Regions from separate parts of the Homo sapiens genome. Here region 1 is linked to region 2. The links are chromatin loops, found by intact Hi-C in ENCODE. Cell type or tissue: psoas muscle. All regions are shown on one strand. Links, peaks and the distances in the headings refer to the core of each region. The heading gives the core; the rest is flanking DNA.

Region 1 (12,390 bases), core at 2,116-10,115, 220 kb before region 2:
CAGTTTGGCCCCCTATACTGATTCATTTCTCAGCTGATCTTTGAGATATTGAACATCCATACCTTTGGTATTTTTATATTACTTGATATTAGAGCGTCATTGAATTCATTTGAACAGACTAGACACCATAAACAGGTGCTGTCTGCCGCCGCCAAGTGATGGCCTATTCATGCCAGGATATTAAGCATATCCTGCAGTTTGGTAAACAGAAGGTGGGATTCTAATCCATTCAGTATGGAGCCCCTCGTTCTTTCCTCTGTAGTGAAGGAAAATCTCTGGGAAGTCCCTGCTCAGGAATTCTCTATAGCTTTAGCAGTTAGTGAGTCTCATTCCAAAATGACCCAAGAAGAGGGCTGGATCAATTACCCCCAAGCTTCCTGTTGACATAACCTATTTCTTGGAGTGACCTCAGAAATCCACACAAAAGTTCCAAGTTGCCATGTAGCCCCTTTCTTTTACTTTACTCCTTTTGGGTTTCAGCGTTGGAGAAACCCTCTCTCCTTTCCAAAGCTGAAACTGCCTGGGAGCTTTGAGTCTCTGACTCACTACTAGATTGCTCACCTATCAGGGCCATAGAGAAGACAGAGTGAGACAAGGACATTCTTACACCATGGAATAACCTCTGGGGCTTATGGTCATCAAAGCAGAGTCTTTGGTCTACAGGAAAAAGGTAACACTCTTAGACCCAGCAGAGGCATCAGCAAGGGAGTTTCCCAGGGGGAGGGACAGCCCTGCTTACTCAACTGGTCAGGGGTTACTACACACAGTAGCTCTACTCTCACAGCCTTTCCTTGCTTAGGCATACCAGTGTGTCATGATGGTGCAGCTAGTCTGATAAATGGAGCAGTTTTGGAGGGAGGCACACTGCAATAGCTTTGCAACAAAAGAGTCTATGTCTCGTCCATCATTCAAAGGAGTTATCTGAAAATTGATGACTGTAGCAAACTACTGGCTATCCCCCAAATCAATCCTTTTTTTTTTCTATAGTAACAGAATTCCCAACATGTAGCTGAGAACAGCCATGGCCATATAGGTCTGAGGTCAGCAGAGTTACACAATAGAAGGCACCTGGGTTCCAGACCCTTGGGCTGCCATACTGATCCTGGACTGCTTAGTTCCAGATTGTTAGATGAGACAGGGGAAACCATCTAGTGTACCTAAACTGCTATTATTTTGGGTCTCTGTCAAGGAGGTCAAGCCTTTATCCTAATTCAGTGACTTTGGATTTCAGTAGAATAGAGTCAATGTTAGTTGAGAACATGGTGTCATTACCCCAAGTCACCTGTTTTCAACAGGTAGCCTTACTTCTCTCAGAGATAGGTTCTTGGGACACTCTGCAGTTTCCACTGAGGGTGCAGCCTTTTGGGGACTACTATAGAGATGATTTCTCCTGTCTCATCTAAAAATCTCGACCTAAGCAGCCCAGGTCTAGTATGGCAGCCCAAGGATCTGGAACCCAGGTGCCTTCTATCATGTAAATCTGCCAGTCCATATGGCCTGCCTCTTCCCTTTAAGGATACAATCCAGAAATGGCATCACTTATGCTTACATAGAGAAAGAAAGGGCTATGATATTAGGCCTCAGAAAAGGGAGTGGAGATCTAGACTTTTCACTTCAACTCAAAAATCCTGCCCAAGACTGATACTTACTCCTTTAAACATTGCCATATTTCTCCGGCACACCCAATGATTGACGTCTGAAAGAGCAGCAGCACTTTCTCAGACATGACTACAGTGTTTAAATGTGTTGCTAGGGCATCTGTGGAATTTTCATATTCTATCTTGGGAAAGAAATCTGATAGTTCTTTGATGCTACATTCTTCTCTAGCCAGAAATACAAGGAAACCACTGTTTGCTGTGACATTTTGGCAGAACTCTGAAGTGTGGTCTGGATCTGGGAACCCACAATCCAAGAATAAGGCACCATTTACGTACAAAATTGTTGAATTTGGATGGAAACTAGGTTCAGCCATACTTGTGAAGCCACTGTCTTGCAGGGTCAAAAAGAGCTTATTTTTCAAGTAAGTGTGTTTCACTGTTTACTGGTGACTACCAAAATAATTATTTCCTGTGTGGGTCAGTAAGAGTGAGGTAATCTCAAGGAAAATGTTCCATTGTGCTTACTGGGCTGGGCAGCGCAGCAGCTCCAGACATTCTCTTAAAGCAACAGTAATTGCGTTGAATGGTAAAGTCTGGTTCATATGCCCCTGGGAGGGAGATTCATTTTCTCTTTGATACTCTGAGGATCTTGTGAGAGACAGCAAATGTGAATATATACATACATCTACACATACACATGAACATATCTGTGGGTGTGCTTAGCAGGTTGGTTCATTTAAATAGTTTTATAGATATTTTAGAAAGGTAGTTCTTTATGAGCCAGGATAATGTGCTCTGCTTCTCTCAATGTGAAAGTAGAACCTCACCTTGTGCAAGTTGTCATTGGTTTCCTTGTCTGTTACGAGCCACTTGAGGGTAATGCTTTGTCTTTGTCTTCCCAGCCCATACTAATGGGCCTATCACTGAGTAAAATTCTCATTAATCACTTGTTGGATGAATGAATGGCTTGCAAAGGAAGTGAATTGCAGGAAGGTGACTACCACCCAAAAGTTGACTTGTACCATGACACTGACATGAGAGAGTTTGCCCGAAGGAGTGCTTAGCCAGCCAGGATTGGAACATCATTGAGGTGCCAAACTCCATGGTTCCAGAGATTAAACAGCTCTGTGCTTCATATCACCATCTTTCCTGGAATAAGAATTATCCACCCCAGTTGTTAGATTCTGGCACAACAAGTAGGGTGAATTGTGGCAGCTGGATCAACAGGTGACAGACAAACTAGGCCAAATGAGATATCACTTCTGGTCCATAAAATAGAGAGATGCTTTTGAATATTCGATATTTCACCCAGCTCACTACCTTCCACGACTGCTCTCATGTAGGAGCCAAGAGTGTACATTGTATATTATAGAAAATATTCCCCTATTATAAGAGGGAATACTCACTATTGATTAATCCACTTACCAAATTTTTGTTGAGTGCCTGCTATGTGCCAAGCATTGTATTGCTGCTGGAGTACACAGGTGGACAAACCAGACGTGGTTCTTGCCCTTAAGAAGCTCAGCCTTTGGCTGGGTGCGATGGCTCGTGCCTGTAATCCCAACACTTTGGGAAGCCAAGGCGGGTGGATCACATAAGGCCAGGAGCTTGAGACCAGCCTGGCCAACATACTGAAACCCCATCTCTACTGAAAAATACAAAAATTAACCAGGCGTGGTGGCACACTCCTGTAATCCCAGATATTCGAGAGGCTGAGGCATGAGAATCACTTGAACCAAGGAGGTAGAGGTTGCAATGAGCTGAGATTGCGCCACTGCACTCCAACCTGGGCAACAGAGTGAGACTCTGTCTCAAGAAAAAAAAAAAAAAAGTTCAGCCTTTAATGGAAGAGTCAGACAAATAAACAAAATACATAAAATAATTATGTTTTATGTGGCCAGTTATGAAAAATAAACTAGATATTGAGGTAAGGATGAAATGGAAGTACATAGGGGGTGAGAAATAACTGTCAGGAGGAAGGAAAAGGCCTGGGATGAGTAAAGGGGAAGAACATTTTAGAGGAAAAAAACTCATGTTAAAGACCTCAGGCCTAAAATAAATTGGTGTTTTAGAGGCTAGAGAACAATGCCCATGAGTCTATAGCAGAGTGAGTGAGGGGGTGAGTGTGTCCTAACTGGCAGAAGTCCTCTAAGGATTTTTGGATCTATTGTCAAGGACAGTATATCAAATGGTAGATGTTGACTGTTTGCAGAGCGCTCAGGAAGCTTTACATCATTATCCACAGCAAGAGGTCTGAGCTTGAGTGTGGTCCTCCCACTGCACATGTAATCTCAGATACTACATGTTCTACCTTGCTGAGTAATAGTAAGTAGAATGGAATGTTGGACTTTATCTAAAATGTGGGAGTAAAACAAGTACATGTGAAACTGCAGAGCTTATCATTCTGGTCCAGGTATCATGAGGAAAGGAGAAAACCATGGTTGGGAGCGGCCATCCACACCCAACTAGTATTTGGAACTGGAGGCTACAGAGAATTCTGCTACTGAGGTCTACAATGTTATTTGCCCTTTCTGCTCCTTGATCTTTCACTGCATAAACCATCTGGGAAGTGTCCTTTATGGTTGTCATTAAAATGCTGCCAGATTCCAGTATTGAGACCATAGGGAATGCAGTAGTGTGCGTGTGTGTGTTTGTGAGTGTGTATGTGTGTGTGCCATCCATGTGTGGGTAGATGAGATGCTGATGGGAACCGGATATACTAATGTATTCAGGGGTTCTTAACTAGGTGTCCAATGTAAACTTGGTTGAGAAAAAAATTATACCTTCCTTTTCATTATCCTCTCCAACTGAAATTTAACATTTCAATGATATATTTAAGTAACAAACCACAGTATTTTTTGCAGTACTTGTCACTTTGTCATCAATAGAATCACAGATATTTTCATGTCACATTATAGTTGTTCCAAGTATCTCAAAATATTACTTATGCTTACCACTACTTCAAAATTATGGTAGTTATCGGCTGGATGCGGTGGCTCACGTCTGTAATCCCAGCACTTTGGGAGGCCGAGGCGGGTGGCTCATGAGGTCAGGAGATTGAGACCATCCTGGCTATGGTGATACCCCGTCTCTACTAAAAATACAAAAAATTAGCTCGGCGTGGTGGCGGGGCCTGTTGTCCCAGCTACTTGGGAGGCTGAGGCAGGAGAATGGCATGAACCTGGGTGGTGGAGCTTGCAGTGAGCCGAGATTGTGCCACTGTACTCCAGCCTGGGCAACAGAGCGAGACTCTGTCTCAAAAAAAAAAAATTATGGTAGTTATCATACCATAGCTAGATTTAATATGTTAATGAAGCATATTTATTACTATATCATGAACATTTGTTTTTAAAAAAATATTTGAAAACTACATTTCAAAACTTTCAGTTTTCTTTGCAATCCAATGTATTTTATTTTATGCATTTCAAAACATGATTGTGAGAAGGGGTCTTTAGGCTTCCAGACCACCAAAGGGGTCCCTGACACAAAAAAGGTTAAGAGCTGTCAGACTTATTGGACATAGTCTTGCCAGGTGGATGTAAGAGGAATGTTGGGGACAAAATGCCCGCATATCCACTTTCATATGAGACTTTTTTTGCATACTGACTGAGTAGAAAAAGGGAAAAGGCAATAAGTACTTAACCTCATGCTTGCACAGAAACACATACATAACTTTGTCCAGCTTGTAGACTGAATTTCTGAGAAATAAAAAGACAGTAATAGATCTAGAGAGCTTAGAGAGAGATCTGCGAGAACAAACCCACAATCTTGGGTACATATTGTGCATTTCCATAAACCTTCCCTAAGTAGAGATCTGGGAAAAGAATGGACATAATTTTCTCGAAACTCTGACCTCTAGGACCTGGAGAAAGTCCATTCAGCCAGCCAGAGCCCTCCCTATTCCCTTGGGCGGTAGCCTCAGAGTCCTCTGGGACAACATCTGCAAGCGGAATGCAAATCACTAGCCTGTCTGCCACCCCTCATTGCTCAGCACCTTATGGTTGCTATTTTTAGGAAGTCCGAATTTCTCAATAGAGACACAGCATCACCAGCAAGCCCTGAGAAGTTAGCCTTGTTTCCCAAATGTCTGAGGGTGGACCCAGAGTAAACACTCCACCTTCACTCCCTTCTGCTGAAATTAAAATGCTTCTATTTCTGCAGCTTGAAGGGAGGAAAGAGAGAGGGAAGAAGAAATGTTTGTTCATTTCTTCAGGTATTTTAGAAATTGAACTTGCAAGCAGGGTCTGTCTCCAGTTAATCAAATAAAAATTCTTCTTAGTATCACAAGACAATTTAAAACTAGAAAAACTCAGAAACTGCATCTGACAAAGGTCTAATGCCCAGAATCTATAAGGAACTTAAATAATTCAACAAGCAAAAAAGAAACAACCCCATTACAAATTGGGCAAAGGACAGAGACTTCTCAAAAGAAGACGTACATGCAGCAAACAAGCATATAAAAAATCCTCAACATCCCTAATCATCAGAGAAATGCAAATCAAACCACTATGAGATGCCATCTCACATCAGTCAAAATGGCTATTATTAACAAGTCAAAAAATAACAGATGTTGGCAAAGTGGCAGAGAAAAGGGAACACATACACTGGTGGCAAATGAGGCCATTCACTCACCCCCATCCTCCACTTCCCACCCTCCACCACACAAACCGAACGATGGTTTCTGATAATGCCCCTTTCACTCATTCACACAGTCTGGCGGAAGCTCATTCTGAAGTGATGGTTTAATCGCAAAGAGCAAGAAGCCAGAGTCAAAGAATCCATCAGCTTTTCCAAGATTACAATCTTAGACTGGAAGGATTGTGTTTGAATCCTTTTCTGCTACTTACTAGATCTTTCCATCTATCAAATGGAATAATAATAATTACTCCTATACAGTAGTTCTGTGAGATAACATGTGTGAATTGAAAAGTGCCTGATCAACGCTAGTTAATGTATAACTGCTATAACTTCTGTTTTCCTAGACAAGTGTGATAGTCTCAAAGGAAGCTTGCTCCTGTTTAATGAATGCTAAAGTATTATCTGGCGTCCTAGGGCCATTTCTCATTGCCTCGTTTTTTTCTCCTGCAAATTATCCTCTACTGCTTATGTCTTCAGTCTTTCTCCCTCTGCCTCCTGCTGCCACCTGCTCCCACCTTGGGGACCTGCCTCCCTGCAGAAAGCAAGTGTCCTGCTCTGGGCCATGTGGTAGCTTAGTGGTAAAGACTCTCTCCCTGGAGGTGGGACCTGTGGTTTCTGGGCAAGAACTGTGATGGGTGGGTAGGTCTGCCTAATAATTCTGGGGTGCTTGTTGTGACTGCACGGCTCAGCCACGTTCTCGGGTAGCCCTCTATCAGCGATATTTTCCTCTCTGTCTGCCTGACTCCTTTGTCTTTCTTGGTCTGTCTTATAGGATTTAGAACTGAATTAGCAAGTAGGAAGGAGTAATTTATTAGCCACCTCGAACTCCAACAATGGAAAAATGCCAAGATTTAAGGGACAGGTGGGGAAGAGCTGCCTGCAATCTGATCTGGGTTCATGGCTTTATTCTCACCCTGACCTGGGAGTCCCAGGAGTACCATCTCCTATGCGCCTCCTCCCCTTCCTATGCTCCCATTGAACTGATATGAAGTTTCAGAAGTCCTGTTCAACACAGTGAGTCAGACAGCTGATTTCAATCTGTTGGAGCTGCTGTAAGAGATTCAACCTATTTGAAATCCTGGCTTTCATATGCTGCTGCCTCTTAGATCTGTCCTGGCAACCCAGACCTGTGTGCTGACCCATATCGTGAGGGTTCCTCATTGCTCTCAGTACGAAGAGCAAACTGCTTAGCAAGGCATAAAAGGTCCTTTGTCACTGGCCTCAACTACCTGTCACCTCCTGGGCCCTTCCTCAGTGTCCTTTCTGTTCCAGCCACACTGAGCTCCTTGTGGTTGGTTCCCTTAGCAAGCCATGCACTTTAAAACTTTTCCAAGTAGTGTATACTTTACTTGGAAGGGAAGGCCCTCTCTTCGCCATGCTGATCTGGCCAGTTTTCGTTATCCTCCAACTCAGCACCTCTGGCCAGAGAAGCCTCTTCAGGCAAATTAGGGCCTTCTTACTGCCTTAGTCTCTCCTGGCATCATGGTGTAGAGCAACACCTGCTGTGTCATAGTCACTGAACACAGGTTTTTAGGTAAGCAAGTGCAGTTTCAAGGCCATTATAGGCCTTCCTACTCTCATTTTTTTCTGCCTAGAGGCCAGTTACACAATTCCAATTTTCCAGAAGAGTTCTATAACAATCTGACATAGCAAAGCTGGGTGAATTTCATACAATGAACAACAGTGCAAGAGGTCAACCTAGATTAGATTCCTGAAAGGGATGAGATTTCCTTGTGTTTCCACTATTGATTCTGGCCCCTCAATGAAGAGAATGATGAGCCAAGTACCAGTCATTCCAAATCTGAGCCATCTGTAATATAATGGAAGCTAAATTCTGTAAGAACAAGTTTAGCCTGGAATTTTCCTCAAGATAATGTATACATGACATCATATGCACTGCGGTGTTAATGGGTGTTTCTGGATGGATTCTCAGACAAATATTAGATTTGTTTGGACCTTGTCTTGGGCTGTAGCCTCTTTACTTTTGCTCTTTACCTTACTATTGGATATCTTGCAACATCTCAGATTCAGGTATTTTTTTCTCCCCAAGTTCCTTTATTTTTCCTCCAATATTTCTAGGAGAAAGCACACAGTCTTCAGTTTTATCGCCTGTACCTATGAGAGGTTAATAAAGGCTTTGTGTGTGTGTATATATTAAGATATGGAAGTATAGTCACTTAGGGAGAAAGAAAATTACTGCTTTTTCTAAAACTTAAAGGAAAAATTAAGGCTTAAAAACCTGGGATGCTTTTAGCTTTGTGCTATATCTAGCATCTAACAAATGCTTGATAAAGTTTGGCCATAATTGTTATCATAATTATTAATACTATTAATAGTAATGATAGGATTTGGTACATGAAAACAGGTTGTATTTATGCCAATGCCAAAAAGCAAGTGTGGGGAGTATACTCTGCTGGCCCTAAGTTCCCCATAGGAAGTAGAGATTGCATATATTAGCTGGAACTCGCCCAAGCTACTTTTGGGACAAACAGGATAATGTGTTCGGAACAGAGGTCAACAGCTGTTACTCTTCTGTGACATTCCGGAGATGTGGACAGATGTATTCAGATTGACCTTCCTTATTTAGTGAGTGTGGGAACTGGTGGGAAGGGGTAGGGGGAAGGGAGATACAGCGAGGGGGAGGATGAGAAGGTTCCCATGGGGGCCTGGTAACATGAGAGACCACTGAGAGCAATGTTGAAGTTAACAGTTCTATTTCCTGGAGGTGCTGTACTAAACAACATGTTAGGGGAGGAAGGCCCTTAAAATTGTTCCGAAAGGAGGAAAACCAAGCCTGACAGTTTTCCCAAGGCTAGGACAAGATTGCAGTTCCTGAAGGGGTCAGAGGTTGCTTCCTTACCATTCCACTGATTGCACAGTAGGGAATCAGAGAGGGTCAAATCAGGTTCAATACAAGATGTGGAGTGAAATACATTCCTTACCTTGCCCTCTCAACCCTGGTCATATTTAATGAACATTCCTGTTTCCAGAAAATATCCAAGTGTCCTAGTGGCTTCAAAAAAATAAAAAAAAATCAGCCAAACACAGAACTGTTGATACCTTTGTGGAATGTCAGCAACAAGGCAGGTAGCTGGTCTTCAGTGAACCCAAAAAAAGCATGGCTCAGTGAGACCATTAGATCTTCAGAATCACAGGATTTTTGAGAAGTGTAGATTTCCCTAATACCAATCTCTTTGGGTTCTGAGACTTATAAGTTTACCCTGTCATGATAATTTAGATGGAATATGATTGGTGATAGTATCCCCCCACCTTTAATGATGGCAATTGACTTTTTTTTTTTTTTTTTTTTTTTGAGACGGAGTCTCGCTCTGTCGCCCAGGCTGGAATGCAGTGGCGTGATCTTGGCTCACTGCAAGCTCTGCCTCCCAGGTTCACACCATTCTCCTGCCTCAGCCTCCGAAGTAGCTGGGACTATAGGTGCCCGCCACCATGCCTGGCTAATTTTATGTATTTTTTAGTAGAGACGGCATTTCACCATGTTAGCCAGGATAGTCTCGATCTCCTGACCTCGTGATCCTCCCACCTCGGTCTCCCAAAGTGCTGGGATTATAGGAGTGAGCCGCTGCGCTGGCCGCAATTGACTTTTTTTATATCTGTCATTCCCTCTCTGCTTTTTTTCAGATGATCAAGTGAGTGGGCCTTTTGTCATGGAGGTGTCCTGAAGCTCAGATCAGCACTGCCTGGGTTCATGATGTATCTCTCTTGCTGACAGTACACAAATTCATGGTCTGGTCAGGATCAATTTCTCCAGATGATGTCACAACTACACAAGTTTTGCATCTTCTATTGTCTGGATCTACGTGAATATAAAGTCAGCAGGGAAATAATAAGAACCGCATCATATCCTGGAGTAAAGGAAGACTTTGCAAGTCACACATAGACTTCTAGCTGAATCTTTATAAAGTTGGTGGCTGAAGGTCAGATTTGTTTATTCAGAAGGTACATTTCTCTGTAAAAACCTTGCTCTTAACCTCTGTACTATCTATCAATCACATGATCAAGCTGCTAGTTTGTCAGGACCGTGTCTATCTTTCACATGATACTCAAATCTAGAGTTCCATTTTTTGAGTCAAAGTTGAGTTCAAATCTCTTCTTTTCTACTTGCTGTATCATTGTGGACAAATTACTTAAGTTTTATAGGATTAGATTTGCTTGTCTGTAAAATGGAGATAATAGTAGTACCAACTCCCTATGTTGTTATCAGGATTAAATGAGATAATGCATGCATAATGCTTAGCACAGTACTTGGGGGCAGGATGCCTCTAATAAATGATAGCTGTTGCTTTTATAACTTGTAGTAATAGGCCTGTCTGTCTAAGTGATCAAAAGGTTTTTAAGTAATTGTTTTAAGCTACTTTTAACCACATTTTTCATGTAACACCTTATTTTTCATGTAATCCTTGATAAAGCCTCTTGGATTTTTCCTGCAAATATGTCTTTTTGCAATATTTGTTTATTCAGTGGGATTAGTCAATCAATATGGCCATTATTTCTGATTTTTCTTTCTCTGAGGCTTAGCATAGTGTTTTTTTTTTTTTTTCAGGCTTCGGTCCTGCTGATTTGTGATAATATGCATGACTTTCTTAACTTCATCTTTGTCTATTTTTTTTTGACAAAGTTTTTCGTAGCAACAGCTGGAATAATACCACACAGCTCAAACAGAAAGTCTCAGGCTTCATTATTTCCCCACAATCACCATGTGACAATTCGAATCTCTGTAAGGCAGAGCTTTGGGGGAAGATTAGAAACTGAAATGAAAGGCAAATTTCTAGCTGGAATTTAGATCAAAGAAGATATTATCCTGGTAGGCTTGCTGTGTACAAGAGAGAGCCATGGGGCTTCTCACTGACCAGCTTGACCACAATAATTCTTAAAGACTCTTCAATGATACTTTGCAGTTTATACTGGTATATGTTATTAAAGGATTGTACATCAAGGAGGAATACTATGCTAATGTAAAAATCGGGTTCTGGTGGCATTCATGCTGTAGAGTAAAATCAATCCACATAAATATATTGAACCTATATTCAAGGATCCATTCTGGCTGTTCCAACAAAGATTTATTGAGCCCCTACAGTAAGTGTGAAATGGAGATTCATCAAACTTTCTTTGTGTCTTAAAAGCAAGGGGAGATTTACACTTTGTGTGAGATATGGACAATATATTGAGTGAGGTATTGTCATCCCTATTTTACACATGAGGAATTGAGGCTGTGACTTTATGAGATTATTATATAACTAGAAAGTGGTCCAACTACATTTGATCCCTAAATCTGTGGGACTTCAAATCTGTGTGTTAGCTACTGGAATTCCCAAGTCAGTTACCTTTCCTGTTCTGCATTCTAGATGGTAAACTGAGTATGGGTATGCATTCTGTGCAGGGAGCTCCTCATCTCTCAAGGTCTAGATGGGAACCACAGAGGCCCCAGGGGAAAGAGGAGGGAGATGCTGAGTGGCTAGGCATGACTCTGGCCTTGGCTGTAGGAGAAATGAGTTGTGAAGGTGTTAGGTCTTTGAGTCTTCTGTATCATTGAGCACAGCTCAGACAGAAATATAGGGTAGAGAACAGACAGGAATATATATGTCCTAGCTAGTGGCAAAATGCTATTTTCAGCAACACTATATCTAGTATTATATCCTTGGGAAACCAGGGATGAGAAGATTACCATGGCCAGAGTACCAGAGAGAAAAAGGTTCACAATTGCAGGCATATTGATTGGAGGTCAGAGAGCAATGGTGGAGTGTTTCATTCCTTCAGTAAATGCCTTATTGAGCCCTTACTATGAGCTAGACACAGGGGATACAGCTGGAAATGAGAGAGACATGGATTCACCCTCATCATGTTTATAGTCTACTGGAGGACATAGACATTAAACACTTAATGGCACGAACACATCTGTAGTTACTTTTTCTTCTTGGCATTCCCAGTGCGCTGTATAAAGAGTGCAATGGAGATTATAGCAGGGAGACCTGGTTTAGATGGGTCAGAAGTGGGGAGTGTGTGTGTGTGTGTGTGTAGCCAATGGTGGCTGGAGACAGTATCTTTGAAGAGGTTCTGTTTACTTTGATCCTGGAAGAATGAGGGCAATTTACTCGGATTGGAGATAAAAATCCTGACCAGAGAGCAATAAGTG
Region 2 (12,390 bases), core at 2,786-10,785:
CAGGATACAAGATCAATATACAAAAATCAGTTGCATCTACTCAAAGCTTGGTGAAGGCTGGTAGTTCAACTTTCTGATGGGAGTTTAAATGAAGAAGAGTCTGCCCACTGTGCAGAGCTACACATGCCAGAATGTTTCCTGCATAGCACTATGAAACGATATTCTGCTTGTAACACCTTGGGCTTTTCTGTTTCATTTCATGCTTGCAATGGAGTAGCCTAAGGGCATTTAAAGTCCAGGCTGTGGAGAAGTGCTTTTCATTCATCTGTAGTAAAATGAGAAAAACATTTTCATGTAGTGATGCAAGTGGATGTAGTGCCATTTTAATTCAGTGTAAAGAACTGTCATTCTTTTGAGAATAGATTCATCCTACTTTTTGACATTAAACATGTTCCTTCTTTCTATAAATTTATCATGGTAGTTTATATTAATATCTTTATTATTTTTAAAAATTTATTTATTTTAATGCCATTACTTGGTAAAGTGAAAGCTAACAAAGCTTTCTACTGATGGATTTATTTATTTTTGAAAATTTACTTTGTGAAATTCAAGAGTCTAGGAAGTACAAGTAGAAGCTATGTTAGCTGTGTTTACTACACCTTTAGGGCTCTGCAGAGTCACCTTACCTGTATCTTTACTACTTCCTAGTCTTACCTTCCTTTTTCTCTTTTTCTTTTTAGCTTGTCTCCTTAACTCTTTTGTTATGAACTAGAAAAATGTTGTGGTGGGGAAGAACCAGAAAAAAGTTTGCAGGATTTGGATTGCTTTACTTGGAGCCTTAATATCATTCCTCAAAAATTGAGAGGTTATAATGTGAAGAGCATGGACCATAAATACTTTTAGTGGTCAAAATAGAAAGAACTGGGTTATAATTGCTGAATATTTGGTTGAGCAACAATAAAGAATTCAGAAATTCATAAAATGGAGCAGTTATTAACCTTGGAACAGTCTACCCAGATCCAGCTTGGAGTTTCCACCCCCGTAGAATGCTGGCCATGTCAACGCACGTATGCCCAAGTTTTGAGGCTGGGCCTGGTAAACTTTGTGTAGTCATTCCAGCTATCTGATTACAAAACATTTTGATGACCTACCCACAAGTCTCATGTGATTTTTACATCATTGTGTGTGTGCTCTTGAATGTTCCAAGTTATTCAAGTAAGGTCTATAAATCGATACTGACCCATGGGACTGAAAAATGTGCTTCAACCAATAAAAATGTGACAAGAAAGAACAGTGCTCACAGTTTCAACAACTTCATTTAAAAAATTATTTTATTTTATTTTATCATTCCTTCTATGTGCCACTTTAAAATATTATTCCTGGCCAGGAGTGGTGGCTCATGCCTGTAATCCCAGCACTTTGGGAGGCCGAGGTAGGCAGATCACGAGGTCAAGAGATCGAGACCATCCTGGCTAACACGGTGAAACCCCATCTCTACTAAAAATACAAAAAATTAGCTGCGTGTGGTGGCAGGTGCCTGTAGTCCCAGCTACTCGGGAGGCTGAGGCAGGAGAATCACTTGAACCTGGGAGGCAGAGGTTGCAGTGAGCCGAGATCATGCACTGCACTCCAGCCTGGGAGACAGTGTGAGACTCCATCTCAAAAAAAAAAAGTTATTCCTAATAAACTGTATTTTTTTAGAGCAGTTTTATGTTCACAGAAAAATGGAGTGGGAAGTACGAGTTTCCGTATTCCCCTTGTTCCTATGCATACAATCTCCCACCCACAATCCACATCCCCCACCAGAGGGGTACATTTGTTACCACTGATGAACCTACATTGATACATCATTAACTCCCAAAGTTCATAGTTTATATTAAGGTAATTCACTTTTGGTGTCATATATTCTATGGGTTTGGACAAGTGTTTATTTTCAATGCTCTGTTGACTTCACTTACTTCATGATTATCTTGTTCATAATGATAAAAGCTGGTAAACATTCTTCAGGCAAGCCGGTAAAAGTTTTGTAGAGCCTGAAGTGTTCTTTTTTTCTCTTGTTCACAAATCATCCTTTGCCTGATTAACTCTGTTAAGTTTAATTTGTCAAAGTTTTTCTTTTAGCAGGAGCAAAGATAATCTAACAAATCAAAGATGGTCTTTTCAATAAATAATGCTGGAAAGACTGGACATCCACATGCAAAAACCAAGAACCAAAAACCAAAAACTGAAGCCAGACACAGGTCTCCCACATCACAAAAATTAACTTCAAATGGATAATAGACTTAAATGCTAAACACAAAACTATAAAACTCTTAGAAGATAACATTGGAGAAAATCTAGACGACCTTGGGTATGACTATGGCTTTTTAGATATAACACCAAAGGCACAATCTATGAAAGAAATAATTGAAAAGCTGAACTTCATTAAAATTCAAAACTTATCTGTGAAAAAAAAAAATGTTACGAGCATGAGATGACAAGCCACAGACTGGGAGAAATAATGACAAAGGACACATCTGATAAAGGACTGTTATCCAAAAGAGCTCTTAAAATTCAACAATGAGAAAATAAACAACCCAATTAAAATTGTATGAAATACTTGAACAGTATCTCACAAAAGACCATACATGGATTGTAAGTAAGCATGTGAAAAGATAGTTAACATTATCTGTTGTTAGGAAGCAGCAAGTTAAAACAAAATGAGGTACCATGACATCCCTATTAGAATGGCCAAAATCCAAAACATTGACAACACCAAATGCTATGAGGATGTAAAACACCAGGAATTCTCATTCATTGCTGGTAGGAATGCAAAATGCATACAGCCACTTTGGAAGATATTTTGGAGGTTTCTTACAAAACTACACATACTTTCACCATAAGATCCAGCAATCATGCTCCTTAGTATTTACCAAATCAATTGAAAACTTACATTCACACAAAAACATGCACATGAATGTTTATAGCAGCTTCCCTCATAATTGCCAAAACTCAGAAGCAACCAGATTTTCTTTAGGCAAATGGATAAATAAACTGTAGTACATCCAGACAATGAAATGTTTTATTTTATTTTTTTACTCTTGTTGGGAAACAGACAATAGAATATTATTCAGTGCTAACAATAAATGAGCTATCAAGCTATGAAAAGACATGGAGGAAAAGTTAATGCATAAGACTAAATGGAAGAAGATAATCTGAAAAGCCTACCTACTGTGTGCTTCCAAAGATACGACATTCTGGAAAAGGCGAAACTGCAGAGACAATAAAAAAATGAGTAGTCACCAGGGGCTGGACGAGGGAGAGATAAATAGGGAGAGCACAGATAATTTTTAGGGCAGTTAAAATATTCTGCATAAAACTACAGTGGTAGAGATATGTCATTATACATTTGTCCCAACCCATAGAATGTACACCAAGTGAACCCTAATGTAAACCATGAACTCTGAGTGATAATGATGTGTCAAATAAAGGTGCATTGATTGCAACAAATGTACCACTTTGGTGGGGAATCTTGATAGTAGGGTAGGTTGTATATGTGTGGGGACAGGGGTATTTGGCAACTGTCTGTACTTTTCACTCAATTTTACTGTGAACCTAAAACTGCTCTAAAAATAAAATTTATTAATAAAAAAACAAATATACAGAAACATTTGGGAAAGTAAGAGGATCTTAACGGCTATTCACACTTTCTTGTGCAAAAGTTTGGGAGGGTCATTTTTTCTCTACCTACGGGGAAAATAGCTTTGATTGTGGGTAGAAAAAAGAGGAATATGGTAATTTTAGTGTTTGGAGGAATGTAATAGCACTAAACTTGGGGAGGTAGAAACTAGTAGGTTGTAGGTTGTAAGGAAGGTAAAACGGTACCAATAATTTTTGCCAATTTAAAAATGATAACCAAGTGTACTGGTTAATTTTATGTGTCAACTTGACTGGGTTAAGGGATGGCCAGATAGCTGGTAAAACATTATTTCTAGGTGTCTCTGTAGGTTGTTTCTAGAAGAGATTAGCATTTGGGTTGGTAGACTGAATAGGAAAGGTCACCCTCACCAGTGCAGATGGGTGTCATTCAATCCATTGAGGGCCTGAGGAGAACAAGGAAAGGCAAATTTGCTCTCTCTGAGCTGGGGCATCTATGTTCTTCTGCCCTTAGACATCAGTGCTCCTGGTTCTTGGGCCTTTGTACTTAGACTGGGACTTATATCATTGGTTCCCCTGGTCCTCAGGCCTCCAGATTTGAACTGGTACTATACCATCAGCTCTCCTGGTTGTCCAGCTTACAGATGGCATACTGAGATTTTGCAGACTTCATAACTGTGTGAGCCAATTCCTATTATAAATCTCCTTTTGTATATCTACATATATCCTATTGGTTTTTTTTCTCCAGGGATCCCTAACTAACACACCCAGGGTTGGTCCTATGTGGTATGAAGGCAGTGCTGTGTTGATATATGTAAGTGTGTGTATAGATATGTTTTTAATAACATTATTATCTGCATGCGTAATTTTGTGTCTTCCTTTCTAAAGTTTTCACCTTATACTTCCTTTTCTTGTGTTGTATGAACCAGAACTTCTAGAGTAATGTTGAATAACAGAGAATGATAGTTGGATTCCTAGCCTTGTTCCTGATTTTAAGGTGAACATGCCCAGAGTTTTAATGTTCAATGTAATGCTTACTTTTGATTTCTGTTAATAATCCAGGATTTAAATGACACACCCATAACAATAAAGTATACTAAGAACTTTTATTAGAAATGGCTATTGAATTTCATAAAATGTCTATTAATTAGTCAAAATTAATTCATTTCTATTTATTATAACTTTTGCATAAATTTCATAACTTTTTATATGTACATATACTTACACACGTGCATAGTTTTTGCAGATGCATAAATGTGTGATGTATGTACTTTTTACATCCTTATCCCACCTTCTCCCATATCCCAGATTAACAACCTTAAATGTATCCTTCTGTACTTTTCTGATAATAACGTATTTCTTTATATATGTATATTGTATGCACACTTTTGCATTTTGCTTTTCTCCTTTAACAATATTTCGTGGAAATATCTCCAAGTTAAACAGATGTTACATTTTGGTCCTGCCCTGCTATTTATTAACTGTATGTCCTTGAGTAGGGTAAGTAAGTTTTCTGGCACAAGTTTTTCTACTTAAGAGGACAACTATTCCTTTCTCCCAGGACTACTGTGAGAACCAAATGATATCATATATATAAAGCACTAAACATGGAACCTGGCAAATCGTAGGCTCTAAGCAAGTGTTACCCAATCTCATATCCAGTACAGGGAGGGCAAACCTTTGTCCTTTCCCATTTGGCAGTTATGGCCTCTGGGCTGAAGATTTGTAACTCTGCCAATGCCTGAGCACCTGTGGAGGGTCTGGAAGGATCCCTGGGTGTTGGTTTGGTTCAGAGCAACAGTGGTGGAGCCCCATGACCTGGTTTTGAAACCATGCATCATCACTTCCTAGCACGGACAACTTTCTAAACCTCTCTGTGCTTCCGCTTCCTCATTTGTAAAATGGGAATAAGAGTACCTGTCTGTTACTCCTATTGTGGGTGTAATGAAATCATCCATGTGACACACTTGGAGCAGTGCCTGATACATTGAAAGCCCTCAATGAGTATAAGTGAGTGAAGTGACAGGGCACAAGATTTGAAATCAATTGGCCGAGCGCCACCATTTTCTGGCTGTTGGACTTTGAGCAAGTTATTATTGCCATCAAAAGTAATTGCAAAAACCACAATTACTTTTGCACCGACATCACACAAGCTGACTAGATCCCAGTCTTCATCTGTGAAATGGGGCTAATCCCCACTTTCAAGCACTCCTTTGAGAGCAAATGAAGGTTATGAATGAAGGTGGTGCTCAGAGCAGGCTGCTTCCCTGCCAGGGTTATAGTCCAGCCAATGGACTGAATGTGCTTGGCTGTCCTAGGACTGTACCCAGCCTTCATAATTCTCTCAATTCCAAACACAGGCCTGCCAACGAACGTTTAGAACCCAAGTTCACTGTGAATTGGGACATGCCTGCATCTCATCTGTCCATTCTCTTCAGGTGCTGGGGTCATGCTTTGCTCTCAGCAGGCATTACCACTTCATTTTGTTTCTTTCCTGTAAAGGGGAATACATATTTTATTTAAAAGTTACTCATCTTGCTCTCTGGGGCATGGACCTATTGCTAGTTCAGTAGGCTTTGTAGGATGACTGTGATGTGTGTTTACAGTTAGAGGAAGTGGGAATGGGACCAAGATGAGGACGATGTATATGAATTTCAGCTGACTTTCTTGCCCTCTGCAGGCTATTGCAATCCTCCAAGGACATCAGTTTCCTTTTCAAATCTCTGCATGGAAACTCTCTCACTTCCTTCCTTCTAAAGCAAAGCTATACACACACACACACACACACACGCACACACACACGCACACACACACACGATAAAAATAAAAATGCAGCTTTCCAGGCAGGCATCTCCTTCAATGCAAACACAAAATCCTCTCAAGAGAACAATTCATGGGGCAGACATCATCACATCAGACAATTTGTCCATCTCTTCTTGCTGAGACTTACTTGCTACTGTTGGCAGTACGGTAATTCAGTACGTTTGCTCTAAGCCTGTGCATAAAACTGTTTAAAAAATTTAAAAAAAAACCTTGTCCCTTACACTGCATTGCACGCATGCCTATGGGGCCAGTTCATGATTTATTTTTATTTTTTTTCAGAAAAGAAACAAAAGCATTTGCACAGCTGTGGGTTTGGGGAATTAAGTATGATTCAGCAGTACCCTCTCCTGGCCTCTTTGGGAACTGTAGAAAGCTCTGAGGTGAAGGAATCTTGGGATTTCAGAGGAGGAAACCCGTAGAAATAATTGGTTTCTTTTCTTTGTAATCCATAATAATATGAGATATCGCACTCCCACCTTATTCAAGGATGTTTAGTTTCATGAAACATTTCTCCATATTTCAGTAAATTGTAATAATCCTGTTACTTTTTATAAAATTTTTTGGCAACCCAAGTGAACAAATAACCGCATTTCTGTGCATGGTCTCCGGAGTCATTGGAATATTCCATCCGGGCCACACTTCTGCCTGTATCCATTTAGGTGGCACAATTCCAAGAAGTGGTGCCCAGTTCTGCTCTTTTATTGAAGAAGATTCTGTCATTCATTGACTGGAGTGAGTATCGATGAACAGAACAAGTTCTGTGTTCAACCACAGGCAGTTCCATTTTGAATCATTTTTCCATGCTGTGGATACCAAGTATTTGTACTATGTGTAAAAGGAATTAAGCTGGCTAACTTCAAGGAGATCAAATGCTCTGTTTTCTCTATCAGACATTCTGAATAATTAAGTGTTATCTTATATCCCTTACATAAATGACCGAGCTTCCCATACCTGGAACCTAACCAATTTTGTAATTTGCACTAAGGTGATACTGTTTTCTTCCTTTGGTGTCTGAAAAGGCACATCAGGGTCATTATCAGTTTTTTAAGGAAAACTGATAATGTTTTGCTAAAATAGGCCGAAGTGCTGCTGATTGATGGAATCCCCAGAGCAGAGCACTGATTTTTCAAAATTAGTAAATAAAAACACTTAAGCAGTTGGGCCAATTGGAGAGCACGTGCATATGATGGAAAAATAGGGAGTCAAATAAATGGATTCCAGCCTCTGCCACGTGCTACTTTTTAAGCCTTAGATTTCTTTTTTCTTTTTCTTTTTTTTTTTTTTTTTGAGACTGAGTCTCACTCTGTCGCCCATGCTGGAATGCAGTGGCCCGATCTTGGCTCACTGTAACCTCCACCTCCCGGATTCAAGCGATTCTCCTGCCTCAGCCTCCTGAGTAGCTGGGATTACAGGCACTCACCACCACACCCGGCTAATTTTTGTATTTTTAGTAGAGACGGGGGTTCCACCATGTTGGCCAGGCTGGTCTCGAACTCTTGACCTCAGGTGATCCATCCGCCTTGGCCTCCCAAAGTGCTGGGATTACAGGCGTGAGCCACCGTGCCCGGCCAAGCCTTAGATTTCTTATCTGTAAAATGGAACCGCTATGAGGATTAAATGAGACAATGTGTGTTAAATTCTTAGCACAGTGTATAGAAGCTTACTTAATAAACATCAGTTCTCCCACTCTGTGTCATGCAGGAAAAGAGAGAAAAGTTGAAACAGTTTACAGTTGATAAAGCTTGAGTTGTGGAATTTGAATTAACTCAGCAGTCCCCAACCTTTTTGGCACCAGGGACCGGTTTCATGGAAGACAAATTTTCCACGAATGTAAGGGGTTGGAGGAGGGATAGTTTTAGGAAGAAACTGTTCTGCCTCAGATCATCAAGCACTGGATTCTCATAAGGAGCGCACAACCTAGATTCCTCGCACGTGCAGTTCACAATAGGGTTCCTGCTCCTATGGGATCTAATGCCGCTGCTGATCTGACAGGAGGCGGAGCTCAAGGCAGCTCACCTCCTGGTGTGTGCCCGGTTCCTAATAGGCCTCAGACTGGTACCTGGGGTTGGGGTCCCCTGAATTAACTGATAATGTAACTTTTAAAAGTGTAGTGGTGCCGGGCGCGGTGGCTCACGCCTGTAATCCCAGCACTTTGGGAGGCCGAGGCGGGCGGATCACGAGGTCAGGAAATCGAGACCATCCTGTCTACGGTGAAACTCCGTCTCTACTAAAAATACAAAAAATTAGTCGGGCGTGTTGGCGGGCGCCCGTAGTCCCAGCTACTAGGGAGGCTGAGGCAGGAGAATGGCTTGAACCCGGGAGACGGAGCTTGCAGTGAGCCGAGATTGCGCCACTGCACTCCAGCCTGGGCGACAGAGCGAGACTCCGTCTCAAAAAAAAAAAGTGTAGTGGTTATAAGCATGGGCTCTGGAATTCTCCTGTGTTTAAATTCTAGATCTTCCATTTAGCAAGCTGTGTGAGGGCCTTACGCCACTTAAACCCTCTTTACCATCTCAGGTTCCCCAGTTGCAAAGCAGGGATGATAGGAACATCTACTTTATCGGGTTGTGTGAGGATTAAATGATTCAGCACATGCAAAGTGTTTAGAAAAGAGTCTGACATAGAGTAAGCTCTCGATAAACATTTGGTTCATTAGTATTAAAAGGTTTTGAAATAAAAAGGGTCTGGAAAATATCGATGATTAAATCCATATATTTTGTTATGAACATGTTCTTTTAAGTCACATGCTTATTATTTTACCTGTAGTATGGTGTCAGCCAGCGCTGTCCAACTGAATTATAATGTGAGGCACACATGTAATTAAAATTTTTGTAGTAGCCACATTAAATAAAAGTAAAAATCACTAGTAACAAGACATATTGACATCATGAGCCCTTTGATAGAATGATCTGAGAAGGACACTTCCGTCTGTGATTTCTCTTGCCAAAAATGCACACACTCATTCCAATCATGAGAAAACACTACACAAACCTAAATTGAGGGACATGGTACAAGATAACAGATCAGTGCTCTTCAAAAGTGTCAAGGTCATGAATGCAAGCAAAGACCGAGGAACCATCATAGATTGGAAGAAACTAAGGGGACATGACAACTACATACAACGTGGTATCTTGGGTTGGATCCTGGGGAAAAAAGGACACCAGTGGAAAAATTGGTGAAATTTGAGTACACTTTGTAGTTTATACTAATGTATCAATGTTAATTTATTGGTTTTGATCATTGTACTATGGTTATGTAAGATATTAACTTAAGGGAAAGCTAGGTGAAGACTGTGGGAACTTACACAATTTTTCCTTTAAGTTGAAAATTAGTTCAAAATAAAATAATTGAAAAGTTAAAAAGAAATAAGTGAATTTAAATATTTTATTTAATGCAATATATCTAAAAATTGCTTTAATATGTAATCAGCATAAAGTTATTAATAAGAGATTTAAAAATTTTGTACTGTCTTCAAAAATCTGGTGCATATTTTACATTGTGCATCTCAGTTTAAACTAGCCACTTCCAAGTGCTCAGAAGCCATGTGTGTGCCAGGGGCAGATGCAGTGGTGAGGACCTCATCCAGGGACCCAGTGACTCCTTGACAGCATTTTTCCGGGTTGGCTCCTTTCCTGACTCTGGTTCTCGTCCTGCCCCCATAAAGCCTTAGTACTCCCAGAGGAGATTAGCCTCTTGGAGGGGTGCTCAGATTAAATTCTGGTAACACTGGTGGCTGGTCTAAGAAAATAATGTCTTAATTTATTAAGAGCATGGTGTTTTCTATGAAATAAAATGCTCATAGACCCAGCAGTTTCTAAAATGTGAGATGGGTAACACCTGTTTTTGGAGGTCTAAGGAAAAATGACTTCAGGTGTTACTTGGATATGGCATTAAATAACATTCACTTACCAAGTGAAAATATTTTTTCTCATTTCGATTCTCTTTTTTTCCTTTAGATTATATTAAAGACCTAGACTCATTTAATGTCTCCCTAACACACTAGGATATATATCTATATGTAGATCTATATCTGTCTCTTCTCTGTTATTAGGATCTGGATAGAATTTAAGGTATTGTTTCTGTTTTATTTATTTTTGTCATTACCTTTTATTCATGGCAAATAATATTGGCTTTCCATTCAATTACTGATATGAAAGTTTTACAATTTATTTAAAATAAAACATAAGGGCACATTTATTAAAAATACAATTATTAAGATAATCATAGTCCAAGCGGCACTGGAAAATAGCAAAAACAAATAATTAACACCAAAAACAAAGAAACAAAAATCATTCAGGGACTATGACAGTGTTTACAACTTGGGGAGATCAATTCTCAGTTTCAGAAATGTCCTCTCATAGAAGCCCCTAGGAAAACAAGCCTGGGTGTTTTCAATAAACCAATTCCCCCTCATTAAATCTTTCCCTAGTAAGATTGCATTTCTTCTCACAGTCCTCTTCTTCTGCTGCTGCTTTCTCTCTCTTCTCCTTTTACTTTATTTTTGTCCCTCTTGTCCTTTCTCTGCTCCCTTTCACTATTTCCGTTTTAACCTCCCTCCCTCTGGCCAAAGTTCGGCTCTCCTCACCCACCAATCACACTGCCGGCCTCTAACTTTGGGCGTAGTACGTCTGACCAATCAGAGTGCAGCATCTGCCACCTTGTGCTTGCGACTGACGTTTTCACAGGACCTGTGTACACACAGGACATTTCCCTGGATATTTTGGAATCCCTTCACGGTTTCTTTGACAATGTTGGTGTCAATTTCTGGGCAATTGGAGGGTACTATTCTCTGTTGAAGGAAACTTTCCCATGTCATTCTACCCTTGACTCCCTTGGACCAGACAGGTGGAGTTTCCAGGTGCATACGGTTCTCGCTATTTTATGCACTGATGAGGCAGTAAATGAAACTTCCAAAATCTGGTTTGCGTAATTTATGCCTTTGAAAGGCTGATATTATTGCATTAAATTCTGAGGGCATTTAGGAAAAACACTGCCACTGAAACTCTAAATAAATATATCCAACACAGCAATTTGAAAATGATTTGAGGGAAAGTAATTACTCGGTTTCCTTCTCTCCCACCATCGTTATGGATGGAGTTTGACAGGAAGGAAAGCTTTAACGGAGTTTTTCTCACTAGGAGGTAACATAAGCAAACTTTTTGACCTCAAACCTAAAAATAATGTCAAGTTCTGCATTTAGCTGCATCACACCTCTTCTCCGTTCTCACATTTCATAATATTAGTTGTCTTCTTTCTATATTTAGCTTTTGGAGCACACAAAGTAACGAATAGCTTCATGTTTTTACTAAATCTTACAAGTAGAGCAAGAAAAAGATTTTTTTTTTAAAAGTAAACAACCTCTGCATCTTCAGAGCAAAACCCACTCAGAAAACTTGTGCCACAAAACCTCACTACCACCACAGCGCCAGCTCAGGGACCCTGACAGACAGCTGGAGCTGTTTACCAGACAGGCCACCCTTTGATTCACATGGGCATTACAAGTCCATTGTTTGTTTGAATGGCGTAGGCAACAGAGCTGAGACAACTTTGATGGATAAGAGGTGAGAAGTTAGATGTTATTTTTTTTTTTTGTTACAGCAACAAGCAGCAGCAGCTAGTACTTATTGAGAAAATAAAACGTTAGGTTTTATGTCATACTAGGTTTATGTTAGCACATTAGTCGAAATGCTTTACTATGTTAACTTATTTAACACGATCCCACAACAAACTAACAGGAGATAGGTACTGTCATGATCTTCATTTTACAGATGAGAAAGTTGAACCTTGAGTGGTTCCCTTGCTTGCCCACGAACCTGCAGCTCGAGAGACTGCGAAGCCTGATTCAAACCCGAAAGGCCTGTCTCTGCAGCCAGCTCTTCATCTCTGCACTGGACAACCCGCCTCTCTGAAGGAAGCACGGTTGCTTCAACAGTTTGTAGCCAAGCAAAGAGTCTGTGAAGGGAATCCAGTTTTTCTATTTTGAAATCAAGT

Evidence for each region. Peaks named below come from ENCODE experiments on the same cell type or tissue, not always from the same donor. Only the 100,000 strongest peaks of a DNase experiment are listed, where the experiment ranks them.
Region 1: it touches region 2 in a loop (2.7-fold over the local background); 3 of 110 quality-filtered maps call a loop at or near these places.

What each region holds. Positions count from the first base shown.
Region 1 is chr2:203,683,435-203,695,824 of GRCh38, forward strand. No RefSeq gene overlaps it. Among named protein-coding and RNA genes, the nearest start is that of CD28, 17 kb to the right of the region's middle. RefSeq lists an enhancer at 646-695. In psoas muscle, for the core only: no CTCF peak of the experiment used is centred there; a DNase peak (open chromatin) is centred at 5,547; H3K27ac peaks cover 4,999 bases.
Region 2 is chr2:203,903,122-203,915,511 of GRCh38, forward strand. No RefSeq gene overlaps it. Among named protein-coding and RNA genes, the nearest start is that of ICOS, 27 kb to the right of the region's middle. In psoas muscle, for the core only: a CTCF peak has its summit at 6,746 (motif pointing left); a DNase peak (open chromatin) is centred at 5,647; H3K4me3 peaks cover 849 bases; H3K27ac peaks cover 685 bases.